2 separate regions of the Mus musculus genome follow, and region 2 is linked to region 1. A link is a loop called in an ENCODE intact Hi-C map of the cell type or tissue named here. Cell type or tissue: left cerebral cortex. All regions are shown on one strand. Each heading gives the region's core, and the rest is flanking DNA. Links, peaks and the distances in the headings are about the cores only. Region 1 holds the start of Ddx6 (DEAD (Asp-Glu-Ala-Asp) box polypeptide 6). Region 2 holds the start of Upk2 (uroplakin 2).

Region 1 (5,367 bases), core at 72-5,071:
CCCCCCCCCCCCCCTTTAAAAAAATACATGGCCTCATTGTGTACCCCTAGCTGGCCTGGGACTATGTAGGCCAGGCTGGCCTCAAACTCACAAAGATTCACCTGACTATCTCCCAAGTGCTGGGATTAAGGGCACTTGGGCAACAGAAGCCTGGTCCAAAAAAGTATTTTTATGGAGATTAATAATTACAATTCACCTTAAAATAAGAATGGGGGGGGGGAGGTGAAGAATCAGGGCAAGAGATTTAGCTTAGTGCTAATCTATTTGAATTAGGGAGAAAAAAATGTGTCATAAAACTGAACCCACATTAAAAAAAAAAAAAAAGTCTGGCCACATGGAGTCGGAGACATCTTTAATCCCAGCAGCAAGAGGTAGAGGCAGGTGAATCTCTGTGAGTTTGAGGCTAGCCTGGTCTGCAGAGTGAGTTCAGGACAGCCAGGGCAACAGAGAAACTCTGTCTGGAAACATAACAAAACAAAACGCAGAAAGGAAGGAAGGAGAAAGAAACAAGTAGAAAGGGAAAGAGTGACAGAGGGAGGGAGAAACGTGAGTTGGAGAGATGGCCAAGCAGTTAAGAACTGCGGGGGAGGGGGGGGGGCTGGAGAGATGGCTCATCGGTTAAGAGCACTGACTGCTCTTCCAGAGGTCCTGAGTTCAATTCCCAGCAACCACATGGTGGCTCACAACCATCTGTAATGGGATCTGATGCCCTCTTCTTGTGTGTCTGAAGACAGCTACAGTGTACTCATATATATAATAAATCTTTATAAAAGATTATTATATATATAATAAATCTTTAAAAAAAATAAATAACTGAGGCCGGGTGGTGGTGGCACACACCTTTAATTCCAGCACTTGGGAGGCAGAGGCAGGATTTCTGAGTTCGAGGCCAGCCTGGTCTACAAAGTGAGTTCCAGGACAGCCAGGGCTATACAGAGAAACCCTGTCTCGAAAAACCAAAAAACCAAAACCAAAACCAAACCAAAACAAAAAAACCCCCACAGGCTGCACTTGCGAACAGCATGGTTCATTTCCAGCACCTACATGGTAGCTCACAATCATGTTACTCCAGCTCCAAGGGATCAGAGGACCCCTTCCGGCCTCCTCAGTTCCCAGGCACACATGGTAAACAGATATACAGGTCCCCATACACATCAAATAAAATAAACTTTAAGAGAAATAAAAACAATTTTTAGGTCAGGGGTTGGTGGCGAATGCACTTAGGAGGCAGAGGCAGGTGTCCCTATGAGCTCGAGGACAGCCTGGACTATACAGAGTGAGTTCCAGGACAGCCAGAGCTACACAGAGAAATTGTCTTAAAACCAACCAAGCAAGCAAAAGGGGCAAACAAAGCCTCATAGCTTTTCCTAAGAGATCACTTAGCTTCTCTCCAGAGTGAACACAAGGTATGGGCCTATTCCCTTGCAGGAGTAGCTATTTTAAAATCTGGGTGGGAGATAAAAATGCTTTAAACTCAGAATTGCAAAAAGCATCACCATCATCATAATACATTAAGAGTGCTGGGTGTGGTGGCACAAATGACAACTGGCTATTATTCTACTCTGTGCTTGCTATGGCAAGCATGCACTGGAGTTTGGTAGACTTGGGCTCTCAAGTAAAAAACAAAAAACAAAAAACAGGAGAGCGCAGCGGTTTAAAAGGGGGGGGGGGGCTTCAGACTTATTCTGATTGGATGTTGCTAGCTAAGAAGCAGGAGGGCTGGAAGCAGGGAGTCATTGGTTTAGAGAGCATATTTGGCTTTCTCTGATTGGTCTCAAGTTGGAAGCAGCGGTAAAAATATGGAAGCTGCAAGTCAGTGACTAAGTACTGACTGTCCAGGATTCCCTAACGTCGGTGTTTAGTAAGGAATCGCACTGTCCCAAAGGGTTTAACCACTGTCAGTATTTCCAGCCCTCCAGCAGCGTAAGACGCGAGTTTTTAACTTTCTCCGGCCCAGCTCGATTTTTACTTAACAAACAAAAAAGTTTGTTTTGCTTGGAACAAGACGACTTTCTAGGTTAAGGATAAGACATCAGGATCCGAGAATCATAGAAACAAACGCACAAATATCTGCAGTAAGGGTCAGGCAGGAGAATCTACGGGTCTCCCATTTGCACAGCGAGCCCTCACTGGTAGAGGCGATCCGCCCTTCTTTCTAGAAGAGTGCCACTGCGGGCAGGAGCAAAGGGTCACCTCGCCTGCACTCCGGGTTTGATAGCCCACGACCGAGGGCGCGCTCCCGGCTCACTGCTTCCCCCGGTGCCCCTTCCCGCTCCCTCTCAGACAGCATCGGCCCCAAAGGCCCCACTTTTCTGCACGCCCTGGCCTCGCAGCGTCCTCCCGGCCATCCCAGCTCAGCTTCCGGACCCGCGCAGGCTGCCCTCCGAGTGTGTCCGAGGTCAGCAGTCAGCAGACGTCCCCTCCGGCCCGGGACCCGTCAGCCCAGCTCCGAAGGGACGAACGAAGGCAAGGGCGACAGTCCTCGGCCACCGCCATTCATTTCCCCAGCGGTCTCGTCAGCTCTGCAGGCAAGCCCTCTCGCCCGTCCGTCCATCCGTCCGTCCCTCCGTCCCGAAAGCAACCCCGTGTTTCCCTGAGCTCGGCCCCGTCAAAGGCCGGTCTCTCCCGACCCTCGCCCGCCGCGCCCAGGAAGCCGTGACGCCGCGGCGGCTGCAGCTGCAGCGGCCGAGCTCTCGCCATCTTGTGTGGAGGAGGAGGAGCCGCGGCCGCCGCCATGCGGAGCGGCTGGGAAGGAGGGAGGGAGGCGACGGCGGCGGGCGAGGGAGGGGGCAGAGCAGCAGAGTCAGCTCAGCCCGGCGGCGGCGACATCGGGGGCGCCGGCACAGCGGGCGCCGGCCGAGGTAGTGCGGGGTGGCGGCGGCGGCGGCGGCGGCGAGCTGCGCGGGCAGCGAGCGTCGCGGCGGGGGCGGGGCGGGGCGGCGGGCGTCGCGGCGAGGGGCCGGGTGGGGGCGGGCGGAGGTTTCCGAGGAGGAAGGAGCCGCCGCCATTTTGGGAGCTTCGAGTCAACAATAAAGGACCGAGGGTGCGGAGCGGGAGTGGCCTCGGTGGTAGGACTCGGGCCCGAGCCGCGGGGCGTGGGGTGAGGCGGCGTGGTCGGGGTCGGCAGGATCCTGAGGGTATCAGGGAGCCCCCTTCGGGCAGAAGCCCGAGGCCCAGGCCTGGCCCGGGAGGACGGGCGGGTGGCCGCTGAGAAGAGCGGGGGCGGCGGAGAGGAGTGGAACCGAGGAATGTGGCGTGTGCGGGGTATGGAGGAGGAGCGGCGGGGAGCTCTGGACGAGCGGTGCGGTAGACGGGAGCGGGGACGGAACACCGGCCGGGACACCCGAGTGAGGTTGGGAGTGCGAGGCAGGGCAGCCCTGCGGGGGGTGGCAGGGCTGTGCTGGCCGGGGACTCGGCTGGGAGAGGAGCCGCGGCTGCTCGCTTGCAAGTAGGCCTTGCAGGTTGGTGGGGACAGAGGGTTTGGGGGAGACTCGGCGGCGTAAGAGGGGAGGAGAGGCGGTCCAGTTTCGGGGTTCTCTTCCGGGCCTTCTGAGGGGGGGGAGTCCCTATTGTTTCCCACTCGCAGAGCTGGTTCCGGCTCTTGTGGCGCAGATAGGATTGCAGGGCAGAAACCCTTTTGCTTTTTGATCCGAGGGAGCTGGGTTTGAAGCGAGGGAAGTTGGGGGAGGGGGCGAGGAATTATTGCCTTACGGTTACCGGACTCCGATTCTTGGCTTAGGGTTTTCCCTTCGCCATAGCCCCCCTTTACCTTCGTAAGAACCCCAATCACTCCTACTTCCTGTTGAGGCGTATAGAAATCGCCCTGTATTTGCAAACAAAAGCCCTTGTTGGAGCTTATGGGACTGTTTTAGGTGTGAAAACTGTCAATTGCTAACCACGGTCTGGGCCCTGCTGTAATTAACTCTGCCAGGGGCTCCTCCCAACTAAGTCTTATGTTCCTTCGTGGTTTTGTTTTAGGAATATAACTTGCAAATCTAAATTGGGAAGGGGTAGGACGAAAAATTTCCCACTGAGCCATAAAGCTGCAGTGCAGGTATCCGTTTCTGGAGGGAGCAGTTATCGAAGTCTCTGGGTTTAAGGCGCTAGGAGGTTTTACTGTGCTTGATTGACAGTACTGATGGTGTCGGTTAGGATTCAGAGGTTGCCCCCTTCATCCTCTTAGTGCTGTACAAACAGTAAGCCTTCCTGTTTGACGGACCTGATACTGTTGATCGTATGCTGTCAATACAGAAAATACCTATTGAGATAACAAATAAACAATTTAATGTGATAGAAGCATTTGTGAGCAAGTTGATGTATTTAACTTGAGATATCTTTTGACTTCTAAATTATGGATTTGGGATACTTGGTTTGAGGCAAAGATAACCAGTACTAATTAAGCTAGTGTTTCGGGTGCCAGTGAAATGTAAGGGGGTTACAAAATAAAACTGAAGGAGTTGGACTTATACTTACAAGTCCTTAGTAATATTTTATTTACCAAATTTTGAGAATTCCATTTGGGGAACAATTTAAAGTAGAGGAGGTTGACCAACTCTTTCTTAAAATAACTGTTAATTAGACGCTGTATTCTAGGTGATTTGGGAGAATTTTATTAAACCTGTAAGTTTAACTCTCTGGTATTTCTTTCCCCCTTAACTACAGGACTCCCCGCCCCCACCTTTGAACTTTATTTTGAAAAGTGTTGTATTAAAAGGCAGCACTAACAGCTTTCAACTTTTTTTTTGAAAAGTCTTCTCGTTTTAAGGTTTTTGGTTTCTGTCAGAAATAGAAAAAAAGTTAATAACTTGTCTTGGTCAAATCTAGATGTACATTAAGTAAATTGAGTGATATTTCAAGTCTTAATGCAATTAAACGTAATGACTTTTAAAGGTGGCAGGACTTCGAATTCATCAGGGGCGATTGGAGAACAGATTGTTATTTGAGAGTGAATTTGAATTTTATCAATAGTATCTTTCTGCCTCACTTTCTCTAAGTTTCTTTGATCTTGGAATTTTAAATGTTTGAGGTTAGATTTTTTTTTTTTTTTTTTTTTTTTTTTGTAGATTGGGTTTTTTAAGGCAGTTCTTCGATGTGTCTTTCTTATCTCAAGTAGTGATTTGGCCTGAGTGTGGCTGTTAGTGGTTCTCTAGAAGGTGAGCATTCTAAAGGAGCTCTTTAAAAGGGAACAATTTTCCCCCAACTTTGTTGTCTGCTAATTTAATTTTTTCTTTGTTTCAGATTGAAGTGAGTGAATTCAGATATAATTCAAGCTTGTTAGAGGGCTTTAAAAAAAAAAGTTGATTCGGTGCATGAAAGCAAGTTAACTACTGCTGCTCACCGTTGAGAGACTTACAGGTGCTTGCCTGA
Region 2 (5,367 bases), core at 93-5,092, 150 kb before region 1:
GTATTTGTTTTGTTTTTGAGATAGGGTCTCTTGGACTCAGCCAATAAAGGCTAGGTTCACAACCAAAAAATATGAGAGATATAGGGTCTTTCTGTGTAGCCCAGGCTGTTCTGGATCTCACTATAAAGCCTAGGGTGGCCTTGAACTTGGGCAATCTTCCTCAACCTCCCAAGAGTTGAAATCAACAACCATTTACTGAGTACCTACTGTGTCTGTCATCAGCACTATAGAACCAGCCGTCATAGATCAAAGATCACGACAAGATCTTTGTCCCAAGATCAAAGTAGCTGGTCTCAGGGAACTTGCGGTCTGGAGGAGGGGACAGCGGAGTCATCACACACACAGTTGTGAGCCTGTGTGTGTACCACTGTGGGGCAGGATAGGAATTAGAGGGTGGAGGAAGGGGTTGATGAAGGTTAGACACTTCCCCGGGGAAGGGGCAGTGAGCTATGAAAACGGGAGTCACAAGGGCAGTCTAGGCACACAGAATCCTCTGTGCAAAGGCCCTGTGGCAAGAAAGAAAAGAGGCTCCTGAGGCATGCTGGGAAAAGCTGAGGGGAAGCTGTGTATTTCAGCTCTGGCCCTAAGATCACCTTACACATTGGGGTGTTCACCCTACAAGCAAAGTAAAGATCACGGCTTCCCATCAGGAACACATCGTGGGGAGGACAAAAACAAAGGAGATGCCTCAGTGGCCTACCTCAGTGGTTAACTGTGTGTGGTGAAACCCCGAAACCCGCATCTGATCCTTGGGACCCACGTGGAAGGAGTGAATGGATGCCCCAAAAGTTGTCCTCAATGTATCCAACATACTATATGCACATTCACACTCGAAAGATAAAACCGTTAGTTGGGTGATGGAGAGCCAGGTGGACCTCTGTGAGTTCGAGGTCAGCCTGGTCTACAAAGAGCTCTAGGACAGCCAGAGCTACACAGAGAAACCCTGCTTCAAAAAAACAAAAACAGGGGTTGGGGATTTAGCTCAGTGGTAGAGCACTTGCCTAGCAAGCTCAAGGCCCTGGGTTTGGTCCTCAGCTCTGGAAAACAAACAAACAAATAAAAACAAGCAAATAAATAAATAAATAAATAAATAAAACTTTTATAGAACAAAACTATATTTTAAAAATGGACGAGGGTGACACTGCCTGTTTACCACAGTTGTGGTCCCCCCCCCCTTCCAGGGAGCTTCCGTCCACCTCGGCTCTAGGGTCTAGAACCGTTTAGCATGTTCTTCACCCAGGCTCCAGGGCCTGCCCTGTTTGTGTTTTCTCTAGTTCTTCCCTAGTTCTGTCAGCTTCCCAGTCACCCTCACATGGTGATCCAGCTTCTACCCCCTGCCCAACTCAGACTCCTGCTTGGGTCATCTACTGAGTGCAGGATGCAAAACCCAAGCCCTAGGTCTGGGGCTTGGAGGGCTTTCATTATCTCTGCCTCTGCTTGCCTCCCTCCTGGGAAAAGTCACCCTTGGGGTTTGGGGATAGAGAGAATGACATGCACGTGACCTTGACATTGGTACTTTTGATATGTGCATAAGAGGACCAGCTAAAGGGGTGACTCACATAGACATGGTCGGAGATGAGACATACTACGTGGGTCAGCCTTTATTGTGAGAATTAAGTACAGTTAAGAGATAAATCAGTGTTGGCAGGATTGCAGTGGGGCTAGCAGGGAGTGCTGCAAGGTGAGACAGGGAGCAGGGAGGGGGCACTGTCAGGAGTGGACTCGAGGAGGGGGCGGGGAGAGGGAAGAAAAGCCACTGAGAAGCCAGTGACTACAGCCTGGCAGGAGGCAGGCTGGACTTCTTGGAGGAGCCTGGGATGCAGGAGAGCCCTTCTCATTTGCGGGCACCCAGTGCCAGGGCAACAATAAGACCCACGACCAACAGGAACATGGCCACAGACAGCAGCACTGTGATGACCACCATCCCTCCTGTCCGGGCCATTCCTAACCCAATAGACTCCATGTTTTTTCCTGTCAGAAGAAGATGGGAGAACCTCTGTGAGTTGAAGGGGTTCCTAGGTAGCTCCTGTGGTTCACAGCTTAGCCCAGCCATCCAAGTAGCCGCCAGCATCAGTTCAACTGGTCATCCAGCCAACCAGTCAAGCAAACATAGACCCCCCTCACAGCAACACTTAGGAGCCACCAAGGAGGACATCATCCCTCTGCACAAGGAACCTCTAGTGCAGAGATGATTGAACAGGACAGGAGGTGGCCATACCAAATACTGGGGGGTTGGGGCGGGGGAGAGAGAGCGACTGAGCGCTCAGAAAACAGTTTATCTAACTTGCTCTAGGAGAAAAAAGTCGGAGCTTAGGGAAGTGTGAGAGACGGGCATTTTACTTACGAGGAAGCGTGGACATGGGAGTCTCTGGACTGGACTCGGTGGATGTCCCCTTCTGTACTCGGTAGGATATGCTTTAGAGGCAGGAGTTGAGAGAAAGCAGAGATTGTACGTATCTGGCACTCGGGAGGAGGGGTTCCAGCCTCCACCTTCTAGCTATGTGTCCCATCTGGGCCCTCCTGGGGTCCAGGTTCACATTTCCTACCCTTTAGCTGTGCCCTCTCTAACTCATGCTTCCTGGCACTTCCCCACCCTCACGGGACCTCCACTTCCCTTTTTTGCATCCCACCTCCACAGGTGTCCATCGGTACCTACTAGTATTTGGTTCCTGGTGTTAGGTTTGTCACCTGATATGCGCTGAGCCTTGTGACGGTGTAGCCAGACCCACTGTCCACCACGCTCACAAGCTCCCTGCGCCCGCGACATGGAGGCACCACAAAGTCTGACTTAACCACTGAGGGGAAATAGGAGTGAAAGGCAAGATCAGATTTCTAGCAGTCCACTCTTGTAGAACGGGCAGCTCTTGGGTATCGTTAAGAGGGGTTACGACGAGTAGAATAAATGGGTACAAGGGAGGTCTACCTTTGCTGTCGTTGGCTCTCCGGACCATCAATGTGGCATTACCTCCCGTGAGGTGACATGGGGGCAAGGCAATTAACAGGCTTTCTGTTAGCGCCGGAGACAGCAGACCAGAGAGGCTTGAGATGTTGAAGTCTGTTAGGGAGCCGAGAGGGAACTCAGGAGTTAGCCCCCTCTTAACTCAGAGCTGGCGGGGTGGGTGGGTGGTCATTGCTAAGGGTGCAGAGACAGAAGAGGAGCGTGTGGATCTGACCACCAGATGGCAGGCTTGAGCTGCAGATGGTGGGTACGCCGCGCTGTTTGGGAGCCAGACTAGACCATGGCACCCAGACTAGACCATGGCACCCAGTCAGTCCCCAGTCTCGCCCAACTCACACAAACCTTGGACACTTACCCAAATTTCTTGACTCCTGGATCTGGAAGAAGCCCAGGAATTTGTCACCTGATCCCTACCACTAGTAACTCTCAACCCCAACCAGCTAGACCAACATTCTGTCCTTGAGAGCCCTGGGGAGACAATGCTCCCTGTCTAGCGCTCTGAAACCCTCCTCGCTCCCACCAGCAATAGAGACCTGCAGTCCCCGGAGCCAGGACAGCCAGCAGAATCAGGATCAGGGGCAAGGTCTGGACAGGCAGTGTGGATGCCATACTGCGCTGGGAACTGGATCCTGGAACAGGTGCTGACAGGCTGGGGTTTCCTGGGGCCAATGAGGCCCTGCCCCAGGATAGCTGATTTTGTCTCGGAGTGGGAGGGGCTGCTGGGAATCCAGTCCAACTTGCCCCTTGGGCACTGTAGCCTCAGGGAGGGGCCCCAGACAGGTTTTTCAGGCTGGGGAGCTGGCCCTCGGGCCTAAAGGGGGATGCTCTGGCTGGGTCCTGGCAGCTTAGTTAGCTGCAGGGGAGTATGGCTCTTTCTGGAACTCCCGCGACTGAAGGACAGAGTTCCTCTGTCTGAGTGTCTGCCTCCTGGACTGTAGAGGGTGCTGTCTCCAAGGAGGTAGGCGTTTTCCTAGGAGAGCCATGAGTTCTAAAATTGCCCTGGTGTGTAGGTGTAGGAAAAGCCCCAAGGGTTGAAAGGGCTTTGGCTAGTAAGGATGGGAGAGGAGGGGGTTGGTTAGGTAGGGTGGGGATAGCAGAGCCTGAGATCCAATTCTAGTATTTAACTGAGGCCTAAGAAACTGCGACTCTGGGAGAAGCGGAGGGTATCAGTGTGAGCCTTCAGATTTCTCCAGAAGGTGGAGACAAGGGAAGTTAGTGAAGGCTTCCAGGTAAACGCAGGTCCAGTCCAGCAAGGCTAGTGGGCAGTGGAGTAGATACAAACAGACTTGGACAGCAAGCGGTTGTGCAACGGGTAGCGAGTAAAGCAGGAAAACCTTAGGAAACAAGACCAGGGGCTGGGCGATGGTGGCGAATGCCTTTAATCCCAGCACTTGGGAGGAAGGTGGATTTCTGAGTTTGAGGCCAGCCTGGTCTACAGAGTGAGTTCCAGGACAGCTAGGGCTACAAAGAGAAACCTTATGTTAAAAAAAAAAAAAAAAAAAAGCAAAAACAAAAACAAAGCAAAAAGTAGCAACAACAAAACCCTTCAAGACAAAAACAATCCTGTAACCAGGAGCAGAGGAGGTGGAGGGCTGGGGTGTGGCTCAGCGGTGGACTGTGTGCAGGTCGCTCTGGGGTTCGATGCCTGGGACAACAGTTGGGGAAGAAACACCATCAGCAGCCACAGCTCCTCTGGTTCTCTCCTGCCCCAGGCTAACTGGGAGAACTGATGGAGGTTCTCCAGCCATGGACGAGTGACGTGGCCCCACTCAGTCACCTCTCCTCTAGACGCTGGCCAGGGGGCTCTGCATGCCCTCCTGAAAGGCACTGCTTTTTATAGATGCAGAACCTGAGACTCAGGTTGTCACTGCAAAGTGGCTGCAGGGGTGTGGGTGTCTCAGCTAGGTGAACTCGATAGGACCTGAGCTCAGACCGTCAGGGTCTGCTCCAGGAACCACCCATTTTCCCCAACCCCAGAGAAAGGTCCTAGTGGAAAAGTGGGGGCCACTGAAGGGCTGATGGGGTTCTGTCCTTTCCCCCATGCTGGGTGGACTTAAAGTCTGCAATGTGTGTAGGGGGTAGAAGACAACAGAACCTGGGGGCTCCGGCTGGGAGCAGGAGGAACTCTCACCAGACGATCTCCAAATTTACTGTGCAATGGACGATCAGGAAACTGGTTCAGATGTAGCTTCTGATACAGTGGGTCTGAGGTAAAACCCGAAACTTAATTTCTTTCAAAAATTTAAAGTTGCATTTATTATTTTATATGTGTGCCCATATGTGTGCCACAGTGTCTATGTGGAGGTCAGAGGGCAAGTTGTGGGCATTGGCTCTCTCCTTTCATAATGTGGCTTCTGGGGACCAAAATGTCAGGCATGGTGGCAAGAGCTTTTACCTGTTGAGCCATC

What was found. Hi-C counts contacts between places; a loop is a spot of excess contacts. Peaks named below come from ENCODE experiments on the same cell type or tissue, not always from the same donor. Only the 100,000 strongest peaks of a DNase experiment are listed, where the experiment ranks them.
Region 2: it touches region 1 in a loop (2.1-fold over the local background); 1 of 42 quality-filtered maps calls a loop at or near these places.

Annotation. Positions count from the first base shown.
Region 1 is chr9:44,601,885-44,607,251 of GRCm38, forward strand. Ddx6 (DEAD (Asp-Glu-Ala-Asp) box polypeptide 6) reads left to right here and starts at 3,008. Exons shown (of 14, transcript NM_181324.3): 1 at 3,008-3,068; 2 at 5,239-5,367. In left cerebral cortex, for the core only: a CTCF peak has its summit at 2,522; DNase peaks (open chromatin) are centred at 1,765, 2,170, 2,722, 3,257 and 2 more places; H3K4me3 peaks cover 3,466 bases; H3K27ac peaks cover 2,720 bases.
Region 2 is chr9:44,451,139-44,456,505 of GRCm38, forward strand. Upk2 (uroplakin 2) reads right to left here and starts at 3,629. Exons shown (of 5, transcript NM_009476.2): 1 at 3,493-3,629; 2 at 2,924-3,055; 3 at 2,657-2,795; 4 at 2,345-2,415; 5 at 1,577-1,971. The coding sequence starts at 3,568. The coding sequence ends at 1,835. In left cerebral cortex, for the core only: CTCF peaks have their summits at 3,171 (motif pointing right) and 3,885 (motif pointing right); DNase peaks (open chromatin) are centred at 3,199 and 3,999.